Linked DNA regions of Homo sapiens: region 2 is linked to region 1. The links are chromatin loops, found by intact Hi-C in ENCODE. Cell type or tissue: HepG2. All regions are shown on one strand. Links, peaks and the distances in the headings refer to the core of each region. The heading gives the core; the rest is flanking DNA.

Region 1 (11,316 bases), core at 1,778-9,777:
AAAGGTGGACAAAAGTTACCAAGTTCAATTATGACCTAAAAAAACTCCAAATATTTACAAAATAGAAAAATGGACTTTTCATACTAAGTCCAGGGCATGGATGCATGAACTGGTACTAATTAACACCAGCTTAGGCTATCTCTTTGAAAGTTTCATTTTTTTTATGTTTGTCATTTGAATCACAACAATGAAAAAATAAATAATTAATCATAAGACAAAAATCCAGTTACGTATGTGTTCAGCTACATGAATTATTTCTTATGGAACCAAGGTCAAGCATTTTAATTTTTCATTCTAATGAGGATAAGAAAGGCAAGTGAGCTAAATCATACATAGACATGATTAAAAGAGGCAAGGATTATTATACTGAGCAGTATCTTGTAATTGTTTAAAGACTAGTCCGATATGATGTCAAAAGAGGGAATTAGGGTTTTCTTTTTTTTGTTTTTCGTTTTGTTTTGTTTTTGAGATGGAGACTTGCTCTGTCACCCAGGCTGGGGTACAGTAGCACGATCTCGGCTCACTGCAACCTCCACCTCCCGAGTTCAAGCAGTTCTCTTCCTCAGCCTCCCAAGTAGCTGGGATTACAGGTGTCTGCCACCACCCCTGGCTAATTTTTGTGCATTTTTAGTAGAGAAGGGGTTTCACCATTTTGGCCAGGCTGGTCTTGAACTCCTGACCTCGTGATCTACCCGCCTTGGCCTCCCAAAATACTGGGATTACAGGCGTAAGCCACAGCGCCCGGCCTGGGAATGAGGTTTTAAAGATACTTGCAATAAGTAAAAGGAGTTATTTTTACCCAGAATTATAAAATTACACCTATGTATTTTTTTTTAAGGTACTAGACACAGAGTGAAAAATACAAACACTTAATATAATGGATTAAGATTCTGGGCAGCCAACACTCACTTTTTTAGAAGAGTTCATCTTACTAAGGATCCAATGTAGACAGTAGAGAAGATGCTTACAACATTAAATGGGAAAAGGGTCCTGTCTTTGGTCTGTCCCTGCAAAACAGAGGCTTAAGCTGAGATTAGCCTGCAAGGAGGCTTACTGGGAAGGGCTCTAGGGAACAATACCTGTGAGGTAGAAATGAAAGCAGGACTGAGTAGAGAGGAAAAGGGTGAATGATGATTGGCAGTGACCAATCATCATTGGCTGAGCTTCCATGAATTGTATGGAAAGCCATAGAAGAGGGATGGCCCCTCAGAGTTGTCCAAACATGTGGCAAGGGAACCAGGCCTTTGTACCTCCACACTGACCAGTCAAGTGGATCGTACTCACAAGGGGATAGAAACTGAGCCAAGACCACCCCTTTTGTCCAAGAGCAGTGCCTGAGGAAGGACTCAGCTATGAACAGTCAGCATGCAGCACTCAGGGCAGCTGGTGGAACAAAGGGGTCCTGGGTGGTGTATAGAGCATCCACTGCAAGTCCCTGGAGTGGAGACTGTTACTAATAGGTAATATTGAGCTGCAAGAATTCCTGACATTAGTAAAATGCAGTGAGAACTTCATTTTATGCTTGTCTACTCAGGTAAAATCCAAAGAAGAGAACGCATCAGGACAAAAAAATAAAAGCTGTAGTATAAGTTCCAGAAAAACAAAAATAGGTGTAATGCAATTCCAAGATAACTGACATCTGCAGAAGTCTCACATTAGGTATGTGTTTAGATTCTCTCCCTCCCATGCATATACATTCCCTCCCATGCATATGCATTATAGACCTTGTGATCCTTAAGTCAAGAAAATTTAGTCCAGCAATACTCCTGGTCAGAGAAATATGACATCACACTCACAAACAAACATCAAATGAAGAACTCTCCATGCTCTCTCTCATTCGGGCCAGAACAAAAACCACACACTTGCAGATAAGTAATATGAATGTGGAGGGGCTTTGGCTTAGCAACAGCATTTTATTTCCCCTATTATTGTGTTGGCTGCTGAAAAGATCCCAAACACCTAATTCAAATAAAATGTAAAATGTTTGCTCCTTGCTTCTTATTTCTCATTGTCTTCACTGCATTTCAACTGGAATGTTCTGCCACCATCTCAAACTTAAAATGGCCCATGCCAGCCTCCTCACCAAATTTACTCAGAGAGTTTTTCAAATTAACAAACTGTAATACAGACAAGATAGATGCATGGTGCTCTAGGTTGCATATCCACCAAAACAAATCTGAAAAGCAGAAAATAATTAATTGTTCTTGAGTCAAAGGTACAAAATGTTAGAAATTATATTGATTTTTCTCCAGTTTTATTGAGGTATACTTGACAAATAAAAATTGTATATATTTAAGGTATGCAATGTGACTTTCTGAGATATGTATACATGTATACATTGTAAAATGATTACCACAATCAAGCTAATTAACATACCCATTATCACACGTAATTACCATTTTGTGTGTGTGGTGAGAACACTTAAGATAAACTTTCTTAGCAAATTTTCAAATATAAAATAGAGTATTATTCATTATAGTCAGCATACTGTACATTAGATCACCAGAACTTCTTCATCCCATGTAACTGAACCTTCGGACATTTTCGTCATTATTTCCCAATTTCCCCACCCACCTCCTGGCTCCCAGCAACCACCATTCCACTCTCTGAGTTTAGCATGTTTAGATTCCATATAAAAGTAAGATCATGCAATGTTTGTCTTTCTGTCTCTGGCTTATTCACTTGGCATAATGTCCTCCCAGGTTAATCCATGTTGTCAAAAATGGTAGGATTTCCTTTTTTTTAGGCTGAATACACACACACCCCCCCCCCCCACATTTTTAATCCATTCATCTGTTGATGAACACGTAGGTTGTTTCCAATATATCTTGGCTATTGTGAATAATGCTGCAATGAACATGGGTGTGCAGATATGTCTTTGAGATACTGATTTTATTTCCTTTGGATATACCACCCAGAAGTGGGATTCCTGGCTTGTATGCTAATTCTGTTTTTATTTTATTTTATTTTATTTTATTTTATTTTATTTTATTTTATTTTATTTTATTTTTTGAAACATGTTCTCATTCTGTCACCCAGGCTGGAGTGCACAGTGGTGTAAACACCATTCACTGCAGCCTCAACCTCCCGCCTCAGCCTGCCAAGTAGCTGGGAGAACAGGCTCACACCACCACATCCAGCTAATTTTTTTTTTTTCTTGGTGGAGATGGGGTCTTGTCATGTTGCCCAGGCTGGCCTGGAACTCCTGGACTCAAGTGATCCTCCCAACTAGGCCTCCCAAAAGGCTGGGATTACAGGCCTGAGCCACTGCACCTGGCTTATTTTTAAGTTTTTGAGGAATCGCCATACAATTTTTCCTTAATAGCTGTACCAATTTACATTCCCACCCCAGTGTTCAAAGGCTCCCTTTTCTCCACAGCCTCACTTGTTTTGTCCTTTAGATAATAGCCATCCTAATAGGTGTGAAGCGATAGCCCACTGGAGGTTTGAATCATGTTTCTCTGACGATTAGTGATGTTGAGCACCTTTTCATATACCTGTTGGCCATTTGTATGTTTTCTTTTGAGAAATGTCTATTCAGGTTCTCAGTTCATTTTTCAATCTGGTTGTTTTGTTTTTTGCTATTGAGTTGTTTTCATTCCTTATATGTTTGGGATATCAGTTCCTTGTCAGATAAACAATTTGCACATATTCTCTCCCGTTCTGTCAGCTGCCTTTCAATTGATTTTTAGTGACACACAGTTTTTAAGTAGAAGCATAGGTGAAAAATAAATTATGCATTTTTTCTCAACCAGAAACTTTTTCTTTTTTCAAGGCTAATATACACAGATGGTTTCAGAATCATTCATACCTAAAATATATTGAACAAGCTATGATGCATAAAACACACAGTTTCATAGCAAGAAAGAATCTTAGATAACCTATTTCAACCTACCCATTTTACAGATAAGGAAGGGAGGCCAGAAATGGAAGTCACTCAGCAATGGACTTAGAGTTAATTAGTAGCCATTGCCACACAGAAGCCAACTCTCAAAACAGTGTTTTTTGTACAACAATAAGCTCCATTCACATTTCAGGAAGTTTCAGTGTGTCCTTGTTTTCTATCATCACTGCAATTAATTAATATTTAATCTGATAGGAGATTGTGATTCCTAATGTCCTGTTCAATAGTAATGTTAAATGTTTAAGCTGCTTTAGCTTTTGGAATACAATACAGAAAACTGTGGTGAGATTTTATATCTTGGATAAACCTTGTTCCATATTTTGTATAAGTCATAAAGCTGGGAAATGTGGTTACCTGGTCACAAAAGTTAAATGCATTGAATATACGTTCTTTACGTAGGCCCCAGACCCATGGAAAAGAGCTGATCCCATGAGACTCCAGTGCTGAGGGAAGTGGCAGCTCTAATAACCTCCAACAATGTTCTGCCTGGAAAGAGGTTTGCAACTTAAAAGGATGCATGGCCTAAAGCCAGCACTGATCACATAGCATGAAAAAATTAAAACCAGGATCTAGTTTCAAATTCTGAAAGGCATTTTAAATGACTGGCTGACCCTGCATTGTAATTTTCATTATTGTTTTCCTACTTCATTCAGAACAGGATTTTGTATTGGGATTTTAAAAGGAATACAAGTAGAAAAAAATCCATAACCATACATCCTCCCAGCCTCTAAAAGTTCTCTTTATTTATTACTTTTGGCTTTTATTCTGGATCTTACAAGGAAAAATTATGTGTATATATATATACACACACACACATATATGTGTATATATATATACACGTACGTATGTGTATATATATATATATGTGTATATATATATACACATACATATATATCCTCTCACATTTCACATTTTATCCTCATTTCCAGACATGATACACTGTTGGCTAACATATTTTCTATATTATCAATAGCAGATTAGCTTATTCCTTGCCTATGAAGGGCAAGTTAAAAGTTCAATGTTAGTAAGAGTCGGTTCACCCTTCACCCTGATCTGTGACCCTAGACAGTGTTCCAGAACCTAACTATCCCTCTAATAAAAAACAATAGGAAAACCCCATGCAAGAGTGAATGGCCTCCTAACACTACTGGAAAATATCTCCAATGACATATGTTCATCTAGAGGCTAGCAGCACCTTCTTTACACACAACAGGCAGTAACACTGACAATTTCTTTAAAACCAGCTGCATTCCATGCCTTTCCCTGGACCCTGGGAATGCAGCAAGGAGAAAGTTAGACCCAGTCCCTGCCTTCTTAGAACTGCATTCTAAATTCTGCTTCTTCCAGCAAGTCTGTTGAAAATTTCAGATAATCTTGATTTCTTTCTTCTCTGAGCTTCTGTAGCACTTAGAATCTGTAACTGAATATAAGACCACTTTATACTGGAATTTTATGTGTTTCACTTTTACTCATTCAGGCAACACTAATCTCCTTTTCCCAATGAGATTATAAATGCCTTGAAATCAAGGAATTTTTTAATTTTCTGTTATACTTAATGCTTAACACAAGAGTGGTCACTCCGATTTAATGTTGCCTTTTTGTTGCTGTTGAGCAGCTAAAAAAATTACAGGTAAAAAAGACTAAGCAATTTTAAATACAATTTTGAGAACTTTGAATAACACAAACTAGTAAGTAATATATTCATACATAAATATTTAATTCACAATCTCTCTATAGTATTAAATGAAAAGCAAATTCTTATCACTGTATACGCATAGGAAAAAGAGACAGATACCAAAATAGTACGTTAAATCATATGAAATTGTGAGTTTTGTTGTCTAGTAGGTCCATACGGTTAAACACAATATAAATTCAGCTTGGTTATAGGTGGAATTAAATTTTCTTCATATTTTAAGGTACTTTATTTTCCTATAGTAAACATTTATTTTTAATTAGAAAAACAATTTAAAATTACTCTGATTTGTTAAATACACTAATAAGGCACTCTTTTTTGAAATCTGTGAAAAGATGATTTGTCCACAGCAAGTCTGACATCTAGCCTTCTAAAGACTTGGTGGGATTTGCTGCATTAGATCCAGCACAACTGTCCTTGACAAGGTGACTATTTGGTGTCTAACACCCTCTAGTGAGCGGATTGCGAACACTCAGTTTATTCTTGTAATTACACTTGAAAACAGAGGACCTCTCCAATTGATGCCAGCATTGTTACTAATGGTTTTTAGTTGCAGAAAATTATGATTATGAGTGTGAATTTCTAAAGGAGCTCAGTTTTCATTTTTTTGTGAGTCAAATGAGTCCAGTGTTTCTATTATTAATAGATACAGCCTTTACCTTCAATTCAATTTGAATTGCAAAGACTCAAGATAAAGAATGGTATAACATTTAAGGACATCAGGATTAACTGGATTATCTACCACCCTTCTAATTTCAATGCAACCAGTCTGTATTACCTATGGCACATGCCACAGGGATAATGCCCACGTGACTGACAGGAACAACCAAGTACATAGCCTAGAACAGGAGAGCTGGGGGTGATCATTAAATGCTACACAATGGAGCTGGGGCCTGTGCCACATGGCTTTCAACGTTAATATTTATTCAGAAATTGGATAAATGTCATTCATTTATATAAATTCAATATAGCCAGTTGGTTCTTTGCACTTTAATTTTTACTCTTCCTTTGAACTAATGCTGTGAGTTTAGATTTATTGTGCAAATTTCAATTTGATGAATTAAATAAATAAATGAACATTTAAAGATATGTATTCATTTACAATCTGAACCTCACTCAGTCCTAAATTTAGTATCCATTACTTTCTGAGGTTGAATTTCTTCTGGTAAAGACCTTTTGTTAGCACCATTCCCAGGGTAATTCCCCTTTCCCCCAAGAAGATCCCAAGCAGCAACTCTTCCTATCTCTTGTTTCTCTTTAAACTGGGAGGGTTCTTTGTAATACAAGCTGCAGGCTGAAACCATCTCACCTTACCTACTTGTATTGGTTCAACACATATTTACTATAGTGCTATTGTAAAAATCTGGATCAATATTCTAGTTCTGAGCAATTATCCTGTAAATCCTGCCAGGTGATGAGAATAAATAGGATGCCGATCACCCAGAGGTTTCCTTTTGGGGAAAGTAAGACCGAGGGAGCTAACCAAATCCAAGCCCCATGCACCCAAATCTTAGCAAGCATAACTATAGCCACCAGTTATCTGGGTGTGTCACAAGACATTCTTTCCTCTCTCTTGGAGGACGCAGTTCCACGGCTTCACCTTAGCATTCGGCTTATGATAAGGAGTCCATGCAACCCCTCCAAGACACATTTTTGTCCCAAACTCTATTCCAAGCTTCGGGTCAAAGCCCTAGGAAAGAAAACTGGATCTAAGGGATCCAGAGGTAGACGATAACAGAGGTTAAAAGGCACAGTGCAGGTGAACATGGCTAATTCCTATTGATTAAGCCAAGCCTCCCATTTCATGGATAAAGGTAATGCTAGTATCCATGGCATAAATGAGGTCTAGGGAACTCCAAGGCTACTGACAGTAGGGGGGGATAGAGACATAGGTGAGAGTGGATAATTCCTATTCTCTAGGCCCTCCCTGCTTCATGGGTGCAGGCCTCTTTGGCACCCATGGGTGGTGGCTGCCAAGGTCGCCAGGACCCAGGGATGCAAGGAAGAAAGAGGGCGCTCTTCCTTCTTTCCCTCACGTACCCCAGGTATTTGCTAGGAAAAGAAGGGAACAAGGGATGTCTGCTCCCCTCTTTCTAGATGGGTAGCCATTCATCTTCAGTCTATACCCCTTTCAAATGCATCCTGAACCCCTTTGAAATAACACCTTCTTTTTTCCTTTCTCCTCCTCTGTCCTCTCTCCACTGATAGGTAACTGTGTCTCCATACTATAGAACACTCCCCTCAGATGCATCCTCCAAACTGGAAAGAGTTAATTTCCCAAACCTTAAACTGGTGGATTTAGGATTGGGCTCAGGGGAAGAGAACCCAGAAGCCCAGCATGCTGGCAAAAACGCAAAGGTTTTTTACCAGTCAGGCTTTTAGCCTCCCTCTCCCTGTGCAAACTGGTAAAAGGCCTCGGGATTTTTTAGCTGTCCTTACCCCTCCCATTTCCCAAAATGAAAATGCTTGTTCATTTTGATACATGTTTTCTAATAATCAGGTTTGTCTCTTTTTGCCCTCAGGCCATCAAACTCCAAATGGTCATGCAACTGGAGCCTTGGATGATGGCCCCTTCTATTGGGGACCTTTAGATAGGCCGCTGAGAGAGATCTATTTTTCCCAAAACAGCACCCCCTGTCAGCAGGAAGCAGTTAAGATCCATCTTCATCCTCATCCTTATTTTAATGGCAGTTAGATGTACTTCTTTAGAGTGCGGGAACCAGACAGCCAAGCATAAAGGGGTCCCTGGAGAAACTCCAACCGGCATGCACACTAGGAGGAGTGCACACTGGGGCGGAGCCTCGGGAAGTTCAAGCGTTTGCAGTGGAGAGGACCTGGCCCCTCCTCTTCCTGGTTAGTACCTGGGATTCAAGCTGTGAGGCAGGAAGCCAGCTAGCAGGACTTTCGGTTTTCTGAGACTCCCCGTTTTCTTTTCTTTTCTTTTCTTTTTTTCGCTTTACACCCGGTAAACCCTGCCCTTCTCATCCTTCAAAGTGTCTGTGAGCCTAATCTGTTATGGTCGTGTGACAAGGACCCTGTTTTCAGCTGAGCTAAGAACAGTTTTACAATACTATTGGAAGTAATTCAGGGTGCTTTTTGCTGTATCTGATACAAAGATAATTAAATTGTTTTTAAAATGAGAAATTAACCTAGGATAGCTGGTAATTTAGAAAAGGAATTCTTGTCTGTGTGTAAGCAACTCTAAAGTAGAATAGAATGCATTAAGCCCCCTCCACACCCCCACCCCACCTCCACAGGTGCAAGTGACGGCCATAGAGCATGAGGAGGGAGTGGTGCTGTCATTCACAAGTGACTTTGGGGGGGAGCTGGCACTCCAGCTGGATCTTAAACAATGACCCAGCTCAAAATCTTTTCTCTGCCCATCCCCACTCCCACTCGCCCCTGCACCAACCTTCTCTGCCCTCTCAAATGCTTCCTTTTTTTCTTACTTGAAATTATAGTGTTATCTAACCAAACTGGGGTCTGCTGGCCCAGAGTAGTAAGACCAGATATCCCCACCGAGGTTTGCACCAGAGAAAGGAAGGCATTTATTTGCAGGATGCCAAGCAAGGAGGATCAGGCAGTTAACGTGCAAGTCCCAACCTCCCCAGTGGCTAGCAGGCAAGGGTTTTTAAAGGCCGGGGTAGATTTCAAGAAAGCAGAAGTCATAGGAGATTACATATTGATTTTGGCCTAAAAGCATGACCTAGAAGTTCTCTCAAAGCAGTTCAAGATTTTCTTTTATTTCCGTGCTTGTCCCCCTTCCCCAGCAGACCCCTAAGAGGGTGTCCCTAATCTGTCTAAAGGAAAAGAGAAAAAGAACGGCCGGACGCAGTGGCTCATGCCTGAAATCCCAGCACTTTGGGAGGCTGAGGCAGGCGGATCACCTGAGGTCAGGAGTTCGAGACCAGCCTGGGCAACATGGCGAAACTCCGTCTCTAGTAAAAATACAAATATTAGCCAGGCATGGTAGCGGGTGCCTGTAATCCCAGCTACTCAGGAGGCTGAGGCAGGAGAATTGCTTGAACACAGGAGCCAGAGGTTGCAGTGAGCTGAGATCACACCACTGCACTCCAGCTTGGGTGACAGAGACTCCGTCTCAATAAATAAAAAAATACATGAAAAAATGACAAGAAAAAGAACAAAAAAGGCAGGAGCCAGGAGAATAGAGAAAAAAAACAAAGTGTGTTCAGGGAGACGGGTAAAAAGCTCACACTTCAGGACTCTGGGGCAACAGAAACCCGTTGCAGGTTCCCCTTTTGATGTGTAGTTTGGTGAAGGTCCAGAGGCAAGGGTATTGGGCATGTAAAACATACTTCTGCCAAGACATTTATGTGCGTATGACTCAAGTCAAGCACAGTCCTTCTTTCTGCCAAGCTGTGGTGCAAGAAAGAGCTTCCTCTACCCTCATGATACCATAGGGTCTCCCAGCCCAAGGAAGAGGCAATACTTCCTAGGTTATCCCAGCAAATTCAAAGCTAAGAGCTCAGGTGCATTTGGTTTGGATCATAACATTTCAGGTATGTTGAGAGAACAGGAAAGGACTCACCCTTCGTAAAACAGGAAATAGCATGGATTTTTTTCTTCAATGTCTCTAATAATCTTCTGTTGTGTTAGGTAAAAGATAGGGTGGAGTAGATCTAAGGGAACCATCCCTCAAGGGTCCAGTCCCACTTTACACCCTTACATAACAGCAGAAACCCAAAAGGACCAAAGCATGCAGGGAACAAGCCAGTAGCTTTTTCTACTACCTTATTCATACCCCCTCCTGCTCCCTGGTCCCCTGCCTCTGGAAGATAACCAGGGCCTGTGTCCCCTCCACTCTCCAAGCTCTCAAACTCTGCCCTCCAGAAAGGCTTGGACTTAATCCTCTGATTACTATCCAGGTGTAAACACCCCCACCCACAAAAAAAAAAATTCTAAGCCCCACAACCAACTAAATGGATGCCTCCTCTCCGCCAAGGGGATTTCAAAGATTAGTTAAAACTAATTTTAATTAGTTTTAATTAGATTAAAAACAGTAGTTCAGGCCACAATGGGAAGGGGAGTGGGACAGGCCTCATTATTTTCTCCTGCCTTTGGAATTCAGACAGAACCGACCAGCATTAACAGCAAAACAGAGATCTTAAGACTGACATAACAGACTCTTTGTAGAATAAGATAGCGAATTCCAACCTAAGTCTAGCATAGCATCATATGACAAATAGCAGGCCCTGAAAGTATCAAAGTATTTTATCCCAAAATATATTTCTTTGACATATTTTGAAATAGCCCTGCAAAGCTGCCTCTTGTGGGGAAAATCTACATTCTGTAGAAAATCCCCTTCCCTTTCTAGGTCTTTTCCTAATCCAGGAGAGGTTTAACTAAGAGTCTGGCACCTTTAAATTCTGGTGAGAGACATTTACCATCTATTCTCTCTGAAGCCTGCTACCTGGAAGCTTCATTTATATAACAAGAACCTTGATCTCCACATTCTCTTATCTTAACCCAGACACTCCTTTCTATTGATTCCACATTTTTAGACAATAACTTAAGTCTTTCAACCACTTGCCAATCAGAAAATCTTTGACTCCACCTATGACCTGTAAAGCCCACCCCCACCTCTACTTCAAGTTGTCCCACCTTTTCCTACCAAACCACTGTACACCTTACATGTATTGTTACATGTATTGATTGATGTCTGCCTGTAACTTCTGTCCCCCTAAAATGTATAAAATCA
Region 2 (11,316 bases), core at 2,336-10,335, 640 kb before region 1:
AAAGGAGCATCCTGCTCCTTCAGACAACTGCTCCCTAGAGAGCATTTTGAATCTCTCATTGCCCTTCATTCTTTTCCCACATACATCATGCTGACACATACAGCTTTCATAAAATAGCCAAACATGATTATTGTTTTTCTAGAGAAGAAGCAACTTTAAAGACATACAAGGATATAAATGTATGTTGCCATGTAGCTATAGACTTCCTGATTTTTTTACCAACACAGTAAAAACTGGTTTTGTAAGCTCCCTGTATATCCTTTGGGAAACCATCTGTTGTTTTTCTGCTAAATGAGATAACATCAATATGCCTTTCCAGCCATTGCCTTTGATCATCTGCCTCTAATGTAGCACATTTGAGAGGCTTATCATTCCCTCTGTTTGCAAAGAAATGAATTTTCAGATGCTTAATAAATAATGCAAAATTATTTGGAACAAAAAAATCACAGAAACCAAGAAATATGAACGAAAACAGCATTACTACAAGTCTCATTTCTGGGGGAAAATTTTAGAACACCTTTTCATTTTCCTAAGAGAGAAGCAAAACACTGGTTCTTCTGGTTAATGTTGAAGGTTTCTTTTTGTTTGTTTTTTTTTATTGTTTGCAAGAAAATGGAAGATACTATAGCAAGGAATGGAAAAATGAAAAAGATGAAAAAGATAGTGGATAAATTTGCATACCACTTACACTGGATGTTACATTCTAAAATGTTCACACTATATTGTAAAAAATGAAACATAGTATGACTGGGATTAAACAAGGGAAATGGAATATTTATTGGATTAAATTAAATTTTCTTTCATGTTTAGCATAATCTACAGTTGGTACAAATAAGTGAAGCTATGCAATCTTAAAAACACTTTTAAACATCTGTTTTTCACTTGATTTAATAAAGCTAACACCTGTATTTTTATAAAAATAAAATATGTCTAAAAGCCTGTCACAGCTATTATTATAGATGTTATAAGTAAATATAATGTATAAATTAGCATTTTACTATAAGCTATATTTTAAAAGCTGCATGAGAGCCACGCAGATGACTTGTTAATTTGTTTGTTTAGAATCTCAGAAACTTTTTGTGTGTGAATCTGAAGAAAGAAAAAATTTAATTTTTCAGGTGAACTTTAAATTTTATGTTTGAAAGTCCTCCCAGATCTTTTTTTTTTTTTTTTTTTTTTGTGATGGAGTCTCACTCTTTCTCCCAGGCTGGAGTGCAGTGGCACGATCTCAGCTCACTGCAACCTCCACCTCCCGGGCTCAAGCGATTCTTCTGCCACAGCCTCCCGAGTAGCTAGGACTACAGGTGCACACCACCACGGCTGGCTAATTTTTGTATTTTTAGTAGAGACAGTAGAGACAATATGGTTTCACCATATTGACCAGGCTGGTCTCGAACTCCTGACCTCATGATCTGCCCGCCTTGGCCTCCCAAAGTGATGGGATTACAGGGGTGAGCCAACATGCCTGGCAGTCTGACCAGATCTTAAATGAGTGTCTTTTAAAACCACAGGTTAGTCTTTTATCCTAAAATACACTATTTTACTTTATGAGCACATGTAAAGGCCAAGACCACTGATAAGAAAAGAGCTGCTCTAGAGATGTGCAAATGTGAAGAGACAATACAATACACAGATGTCCAAGTTAAGAAGACATGGATGAAACAGGAAGAGAAAGAGAGTGAAGCAAATTCTGAAATACTTACACTTCATAGATCCAGAAGAGCTGATTTGGGCAGTTTTATGAAGGAGGTGCATCACCAGGAGACTTTTCAACAAGAGTTGGGACATCATTGGGCGGAAAGAAGTTGAAAATTGGTTTCAGGCAAGAATGAAGAAGAGATGGTGCCATATAGGGAGAATGAAAAGCAACTGTGAGAAGATAAGATCTTGATGGATAATACTTTCTCTTTGTCATGTTTATTTAATGTTGAATTGAAAGAACACATTAAATTATAGAAAGTCCCTCTGATACTACTCCATTTTCAAGTAAGTATATAAAAAGCCTTCTTAAAGCTTTCAACACTTAAAAACTTCCTGAGCCTAAATCTCTCACACCATAATTAACAAAATAAAGGCAGATGTGAAATACAAATTAAAGTTCTGAAAGCTGAAATTTAATTGGTAACTGATTTGGTGGAAAAATCTGACCTGGTCTGAACTAACACAAAGCTAGTAAATGTACAGGTATGAACTTTTGAAAATCTGAAGCTTTCTGAAGTCTGAAACGCATTTGCTTCCTGAGGGCTTCAGATAAAAATTGTGGATCAATTAGAATCAGTTTTCACCCTTCCTTTCTGCAGTTAAGTAATACCAGCATTTTTTTGGGCAGTGGTGGGGGCGGGGGAGAGTCTTTTTTAAGGGTAATTATATTAACCATTTTAATCTATTTCCTGTTACTTCTTTTGAACTTTCTTCAAATTCTTTATGTCCCTTTCAAAGTGACTGAGTCCAAATTTGGATACAATACTGAAGTCAACATCTGACCAATTCATATTATATGGTTTATTCCATTTCCACCTTTTCAACAACTATAAGTATTTTTAAAAGGATTGTTGTTTGTTCTATTTAGAGTAAACAGGCATGGTTCTTCCTCAATATCAGCTCACAAATGATCAGTATCTAGTTGATGTTTTGCATGGAGCAGGCTGTCAAGATATGTTGGTGAATTTATCAAAACATGGCTGACTACTAAAGTTCTATTCTTGTTCATGCATTGCTGTCTTATGCATACTTTTTTAAATGGTAGCTTATATGCATCCCTGTCTTATGATTCCTATCTTTCTTCCATTTGTGCAATTCCTTTTTTATTCCAAAGTATGTCATTCTAAACTTGTCCTTCCTAAACTTTATTTTTGATGACTCCTCCTTATTAAGATTGTTTTAAATTCTAAGCATAAGTTCCATGATGATAATAATTGCTCTTAGCTTTGGGTCATCTGCAAATCTACAGTGTATTTTTAGACACATGTTTATTTCCAAAAGGAATTACCAAAAATGGCGTAAGTAAATACAGAATAAGAAAATTTAAATATTCTGAAATATTTATTTTACACTTAATCCTGCCACCTTCATTCTGCAGGGAATATACTATAAACATAAATTCTCACAATATGTGTAGTTTTTAGACATGCAGTTTTTAGCATTTCAATCATGTTCCATTACAGCTGAATAATAAACATAGTCCCTTTCTTCAAGAAGCTCATGGTCTTTTGAGGAGGCAAACACATGAACAAATAATTGCAGTACAGAGATTTGAGTGCAATGACATGAGTATGTCCAAGGTACACTGTTTGGGGAAAATTTGAAAGGAGAATACTCAAACAGAATATGACTGGAACTGCTCCTGGTGAGGGAATAGAAAGGATGTTTTGGGGAGATGAAATAACCATAACAGAAATATTAGTGACAGAAAAACCACAACTAAACAGTACACAAAGATGCAGAGACGTGAGGGAAAACATTTAGGGAACTTTAACCTAACCAGTGTAACAGAGTCAAATATGCATATGGGCAAAATTACAAAGGACCACCTGGGCTATGGCAGGACTTTGTCTGAAGGCAATGAAGCACACTGATATGGAACCTTTGCATTTCATTTAAAATAAATTTATTTTTTATTTCCATAGGTTTTTTGGGGAACAAGTGTGTTTGGTTACATGAATAAGTTCTTTAGTGGTGGTTTCTGAGATTTTGGTGCACCCATCGCCCAGGCAGTATACCCTGTACCCAATTTGTAGTCTTTTATCCATCACCATCTTCCACTCTTCTCCCTAGGTCTCCAAAGTCCATTGTATCGTTCTGATGCCTTTGCATCCTCATAGCTTAGCTCCCACTTATGAATGAGAACATACGATGTTTGGTTTTCCCATCTTGAGTTACTTCATTTAGAATAATGGTCTCTGATTCCATCCAGGTTTCTCTGAATGCCGTTATTTTGTTCCTTTTTATGGCTGAGTAGTATTCCATGGTATGTATGTGTGTATATCACAATTTATGTATCCACTCATTGATTGATGGGCATTTGGGCTGGTTCCATATTTTTGCAATTGCAAATCGTGCTGCTATAAACATGTGTGTACAAGTAACTTTTTCGTATAATGACTTATTTTCCTGTGGGTAGATACCCAGTAGTGGGATTGTTGGATCAAATTTTAGTTCTACTTTTAGTTCTTTAAGGAATCTTACGCTGTTTTCCACAGTGGCTGAGCTACTTTACATTCCCACCAGCAGTGTAAAAGTATTTCCTTTTCACCACATCCCTGCCAACATCTATTATTTTTTGATTTTCTTTTATTATGGCCATTCCTGCAAGAGTAAGATGTAATGGCATTGTGGTTTTGATTTACATTTCTCTGATCATTAGTGATGTTGAGCGTTTTTTTCATGTTGTTGGCCATTTGTATAACTTTTTGTTTTGTTTTGTTTTTGAGATAGTATCTTGCTGTGTCACCCAGTCTGGAGTGCAGAGGTAAGATCTTGGCTTACTGCAACATCAGCCTCCTGGGTTCAAGTGATTCTCCTGCCTCAGCCCCCTAGTAGCTGGGATTACAGGCATGTGCCACCACACTGAGCTAATTTTCATATTTTAGTAGAGACGGTGTTTCACCAGATTGGTCAGGCTGGACTTAAACTCCTGACCTCAGGTGATCTGCCCACCTTGGCCTCCTAAAGTGCTGGTATTACAGGCATGAGCCACCATGCCCGGCCCATTTGTATATCTTCTTTTGAGAATTGTCTGTTCATATCCTTAGCCCACTTTTGGATGGGATTGTTTTTTTCTTGCTGATTCGTTTGAGTTCCCTAGATTCCTGATATTAGTCCTTTGTCAGATGTATAGATTATGAAGATTTTCTTGCACTCTGTGGTTTGTCTGTTTACTCTGCTGATTACTTCTTTCACTGTGTGGAAACTTTTTAGTTTAATTAAGTCCCATCTATTTATCTTTGTTTTTGTTGCATTTGCTTTTGGGTTTTTGGTCATAAAGTCTTTGTGTAAGCCAATGTCTAGAGGGGTTTTTCCAATGATATCTTCTAGAATTTTTATTGTTTCAGGTCTTAGATTTAAGTCCTTGATTCATCTGGAGTTGAGTTTTGTATAAGGTGGGAGATGAGGATTCAGGTTCATTCTTCTACATGTGGCTTGCCAATTATCCCAGCACCATTTGTTGAAGGGAGTGTCCTTTCCCCACTTTATGCTTTTATTTGCTTTGTCAAAGATCAGTTGGCTTTAAGTATTTGGCATTATTTCTAGGTTCTCTATTATTTTCCATTGATCTATGTTCTTATCTTATTCAAAAACCTTGTCTTTGAGTCTTCAAGCTCTGAAGTTCTGTCTTCTGCTTGTTCGATTCTATTGCTGAGACTTTTCAGTGCATTTTGCAATTCTCTAAGTGTGTCCTCCATTTCCAGGAGTTGTGATCATTTTTTATTTATGCTGTCTATTTTTCACTGAAGATATTTTTCATTCATATCCTGTATCATGTTTTTGATTTCTTTAATTTGGACTTCACCTTTCTCTGACACCTCCTTGATTCGCTTAAGAGTTGTCTTTCTGAATTCTTTTTCTGGCAGTTCAGAGATTTTGTCTCTGTTTGGATCCATTGCTGGTGAGTGAGTGTGATCTTTTGTGGGTGTTAAAGAACCTTGTTTGGCCATATTACCAGAATTGTTTTCCTGGATTCTTCTCATTTGGGTAGACTATGTCAGAGGGAAGATCTGAGGTACAAGGGCTGCTGTTCGGTTTCTTTTGTCCTGTGGAGTGTTCCATTGATATAGTGCTCTTCCCCTTTTTCTAGGGATGTGGCTTCTTGAGAGCCAAACTGCAGTGATTGTTATTTCTCTTCTGGATCTAGCTACCAAGCAGAGCTACCTGGCTCCAGGCTGGTACTGGGTGGTATCTGCACAGAAACCTGTAATGTGAACCATCTTCAGATTTCTCAGCAGTGGATAGTAGCATCTGCTCTGGTGGAGGTGGCAGGGGAACAAAATGGTCTCTGTGTGGGTCCTTAGTTGTAGTTTTATTTATTGCACCAGTTTTGTGCTCGTTGGCCTCGAGCCAGTAGGTGGCACTCTCAAGAGAGCATCAACTGTGGTAGTATAGGGAGGATCAGGTGGTGGGTGGGGCTCTAGAGCTCTGAAGATAATATGTTATTTGTCTTTGGCTACTAGGGCAGGTAGAGAAAGACCATCAGGTTGGGGCTGGACTAGGTATGTCTGAGCTCAGACTCTCCTTGGGCAGGGCTTGCCGCATCTGCTGTGGGGGGATCCGGGTGTGGTTCTCAGGCCAATGGAGTTATGTTCCCAGGAGGATTACAGCTGCTTCTGCTGTTCCGTGCAGGTCACCAGGGAAGTAGGGGAAAGCCAGCAGTTACAGGCCTCACCTAGCTCCCATGCAACACAAAGGCCCATCTCAGTCTCACAGTGCCCCCATTAATAGCACCGCGTTTGTTTCCGGGCAACGGGTGAGCAGGGTTGAGAATCTGTCTTATGCTACCAGCCCTCTGGCTGTGAAAGTAAGCAGAGTTTTCAGGTTTCATGCCTCCCTGGCTGCTGTGGCTTCTGTGCTGTGTCTGCACTCCAGATTCACCCCTGCCCCCGAGTCCTGTCCAGGAAACTCTGTTAGGTTGAAATCATTACAAAGTTCAGCTGGAAGTTTCTTTCTCCCTGTGGTCTTTTCCCAGTTCCTCTAGCAGCCCTCCCCAAGGACCTCTGCAAGGCAAAGTCATAAATGGCTTTCCGGGGACTGAGAGAACCCACGGGGCTCTTCCCACTGCTTCTTCTACCCCTGTATTTTGCTCAGCTCTCTAAAATTGTCTCAGCTTCAGATAAGGTCAGATTCTTCTCTTGTGATCTGGACCTTCAGGTTCCCCAGTGAGGGTGTGTGTTCAGGGGTGGACGATCCCCCTTTCACACTTTCACACTTAGGGTACTCACAGTTGTTGGGCTGTCCCCAGGGGGCCTTCAGGAGCAATCAACTTCCTTCAAAGAGTCTGTGGATTCTCTCGGCTTTTCTGGTATGTTCCTGCAGTAGTTCTTGGAGCAAAAGTTCACAATGTGAGTCTCCACAAGCTACTCTGTCTGAGTGAGAGATGAAATTTAGTTCTGCCTCCTATCTACCATTTTTCTTTGCATTTCAGAAAGGTGTTTCTGGATGTATTACAGAGGATAGATGGAAGGTACAGAAATTTGGAGAAGGGGAGTTGTCATAGTAAGAGAGAAGTACTGATGGCCGAACTGAAGTGATTTGCGAGAACAAAACAGAGAGGGATAGGGAAATAGGGAATGATGTGGAGGTTAGAGATTCACCATAGAGTATTGGTAGTTTAAAATCATTCATGGTTGGAAGAGCCACAACACATAAATTAGCAAACACAAAAAATGACTTTTTTTTTTTTTTTTTTTTTTGGAGAGCTCTTGGTTAAATATTTACCGGCATATGTCACTGAGAATATATTTGGAATAGAAACAAATTTATATTCTATATTTCTTTAGCTTGTAAAGATAGTCATATATTATGTTAGTGGCACTGAGAGCAAACTACCTACTAAATTGTTTTCATTATTTGGAGTCTTTTACAAAGACCATCCCTTTTCTCTGTTTTGCAAGGAAAAAAAATAAAGGAAAAGGGTTGCGTTTAGGGGTTATCACATGACTGGAAAAAGTGTTGAAAAGTCCTCTGCAGGTCTCTGCAGCTTCAGGCAGCTTCTGAGTTGCCAAGTATATTTATTTATATGGGCTCAGAGGGGCTTTATGGTTAGAGTTGTATACTGTGTGAATTTTTGAGTTTTATAATATGAACAAATGAAAGAAATACATTCTAAAGAATGGAGTTATATTAAGAATGTTGCCTGAAATAATAGTCCCTGTAATAAAAAATAAAGGATAATGCTATAATTTGAATGGATTTTTGAGGGTGTATATAAGTTACAATTATTAATATATGGCTCTATAGAAAGCCACTCATAAATAGATGTATTTATAATGTTGACCTGGTCTTTCCATTATGAATACAGATAACTACTTTTAGTGTCTTTCTCTGATCATGAGTGCATTTATAATAGATTAGCTGATGTAATTATTTAAAGTTTATTCTGTAAGTAGTCATAGAAATGAGACTTTGATACTGGAAGTAACTATCATAAAATGCATTAAGACCCTTTTCTTCCATTTTCCGTATTAGATATATTTAAGTTCTGTATGCTATAGCCGCATACAGAACTAACTTCCTTCCTTCCTTCTTTCCTTCCTTCCTTTTCCTTTCCTTTCTTCCTTTTATTTCCATCCTACTTCCTTCATTCACTCTTTGTTTCTTTATTAGGTCTTAAATTAAAATTTAGAGTTAATTTAATCACATGCCTCAAACATTTAAAAATCAAATAAAAATTCACAGTGGAAAATATTTTCACATTTCTGGTCCTTCATCCTTCCTGTTCCCATTTCCTTCTTCCTCACAAGTGACAAGCATGGCACATCAAATCACAGCTTTAACCAGACTCCTATGCATATATATATATATATAGAGAGAGAGAGAGAGAGAGAGAGAGAGAGAGATAGATAGTTATAAGCATGTATATAAATATAAATATATATATTTATATTTAAATCTTATCTACAGATTGATCTATAGATCTATCTTATCTATCTTAAATGTCTGTGTATTTAGATTTAGATTTAGATCTTATCCATATATAGATCTTATCTATATATATATTTTATGACAACTATGAAAATAACTGTTATTTTGCATTTTAAGTATTAATTTGTCTACTTACTTTTAGTAAGGATCAAGATGCAGTCTAGAAAATGATCTCAAACATCCCTCACTTATGCCTGGTAAAATTTACTCATAGGTTCTTGAGGATCTACCTTCCAACAGGCCAACCAATCAGAAACCTAGTAGGATTTGAATAGGTCTGCCTTACGTTCCACCTAGGAATTAACAAGGGTGACAGAGCTGAGATTTATCAGAAGGTAAAACAAAAATTGGCTGAGCACGGTGGCTCACACCTGTAATCCCAGCACTTTGCGGGGCTGAGGCGGGCAGATCACGAGGTCAGGAGATGAGACCATCCTGGCTAACACGGTGAAACCCCGTCTCCACTAAAAATACAAAAAAAATTAGCTGGGCGTGGTAAGTGGGTGCCTGCAGTCCCAGCTACTTGGGAGGCTGAGGCAGGAGAATGGGGTGAATCCGGGAGGCGGAGGTGGTAGTGAGCCGAGATCGTGCCACTGCTTGGGCGACAGAGAGAGACTCCGTCTCAAAAAAAAAAAAAAAAAAAGAAAAAGAAAAAGAAAAAAGGGGGGAATGAGATAGCTTCCAAAGTGAGGGAGAACAGCAGGAACAAGCCTTTGAAAGAATTGTACCTTTCTACATGGCCTCTGCTTTCCTTCTGCCAAGCAGTTCTCCAAAATGAGAAGGTTAAGAAACTTTGTCACAGACACAAGGACATATGTGTATAGAACCAAGAACTCCCAAGATAGGGGAAAAGAAAACAACTCTAGGAATCCCAGGGTATGGTTCAAAAAAGAATGAAAATAATTTGATTTTAAAGAGATCTGAATATGTTATCCACCCCAAAAGTATATTTCACAACTATCCAGTTTAGTGATATGCAAGTTTGACTTCTTGGTTTCATGTTAATAAACACACCAGCAGCTTTCTGATAAAGAATATGTAGATCTCACACCTAGTCTAGCAATATTAATAAAATATACTTTTTCTAATCTTCTATTTTATAAAAAACATTGTTGACATAACCTTTCTATTGTAGTTCATTTTTGGCTCCACTTATTTTTCGACCTGTCTTTTTCTTACTTATATGTTTTTTCGTATCACATTTATCTTTGTTATACATCATAAATTCTTTATTTTTAGAGAAACATTGCATATGGTTGAATTACAAAAGTAAATTATTCAAGTAGAGAAATGTTGATGGTGACATTTCATTTGAAAATTGTTTCTGGAACAATATGGTTACAGGTAAGTAAATTAAATAAGGCCCATAGGGAAATGTTAGAACACACATTTCATCCAGGATATAGCCACTTGAATGTCTTGAGGTCAATTGTTTACCCAGAAATACCAATAGTATCTGCTTGCTCCCTGGCTTGCTGAGTGGGTGTACATTCTCTTCTCTCCTCCTTTACCCCTTCTCCTTTGTAAACGTACACTGTTTTAAAATCTCGGATGCACAGACAGAAGATCATGACTCATAAATTTTGTTTTGTTTGGTTTTGATTCAGAATTATATACCTGTTGGATTGTACTCAATAGTAAACTTTGCAGAAGTATATGAAGCAAAACCTCATTATATTTACCAAAATGTAAACATAGAGATTGTTGATTGAAATAAACAGACTTCAAAACAGTATATATAATATCACATTTGTTTGTTAAACAAATATACATTTTTTTAAAAAGTATTTCTTTCACAGAGTAAGATCTGGGAAGACATCCACTAAGATATTAGCAGTGTAGATCTCAGGGTGATAAGAATATTTCTTATTTATTTTTCAAAAACTTCATTGTAGCATAAATTACCATTCTATGAACTCAGATGTATCAAGTGTAAACCGCTTCACTACTCACACGTACATTATATTCTACTAGTAATCATTAATATTGCAGGCTTCTTACATTAGTGTTATTACAAAAACCAATTTTATGAAAATAAAAAAATTAATAAAAGCAACCAGTCAGAGAATGTGCCAGAACAGTGCTTGATGCTGGGATATAATAAAGAGCCAAATACCTATAGTCTTTTTTTCTCATGATGCTCAGAGGCTAGTGGGACAGAAAAACAGACAAACCGATTAAGGGTTGCACTTACCACAGTGTATAGCCATAGAAATGTACAATCTGTTCACTTTAATGTATACATGTTTGGTATCTTAGAGGCTACTCATAATTTAAATTTAAAATAAATTTCAGGTTGAGCATGGTGGCCCATGCCTATAAACCTAGCACTTTGGGAGGCCAAGACGAGAGAACGGCGTGAGCCCAGGAATTTGAGACAAGCTTGGGCAGCATGGCAAGACCCCATCTCTATAAAAAATTTAAAGGTCAGCCAAGCACGATGGCGTGTGCCTGTGGTGACAGCTATCTGGGAGGCTGAGGTGGGAGAATCACATGAGCTCAGGAGGTTGAGGCTACAATGAGCCATGTTTGTACCACTGCACTCCAGGCTGGGTGACAGAGTGAGAACCTGCATCAAAAAAATTAAAAGTATAAACATAAATAAAATACATTTAATGGGAGATCAAATAAGCAGCTAGACCTCATAAGAATCTGAATAAACCATTTCTGATATTATTGATC

What was found. A loop is a pair of places that touch in the nucleus more often than their neighbours do. Peaks named below come from ENCODE experiments on the same cell type or tissue, not always from the same donor. Only the 100,000 strongest peaks of a DNase experiment are listed, where the experiment ranks them.
Region 2: it touches region 1 in a loop (5-fold over the local background); 2 of 110 quality-filtered maps call a loop at or near these places.

The regions. Positions count from the first base shown.
Region 1 is chr3:155,317,223-155,328,538 of GRCh38, forward strand. It overlaps LOC105374172 (a long non-coding RNA gene), which reads left to right. Exons shown (of 3, transcript XR_924604.2): 3 at 1,535-1,711. Among named protein-coding and RNA genes, the nearest start is that of STRIT1, 29 kb to the left of the region's middle. In HepG2, for the core only: CTCF peaks have their summits at 6,044 and 8,252; a DNase peak (open chromatin) is centred at 6,049; H3K4me3 peaks cover 571 bases.
Region 2 is chr3:154,678,155-154,689,470 of GRCh38, forward strand. No RefSeq gene overlaps it. Among named protein-coding and RNA genes, the nearest start is that of GPR149, 250 kb to the left of the region's middle. In HepG2, for the core only: a CTCF peak has its summit at 6,051 (motif pointing right); no DNase peak of the experiment used is centred there.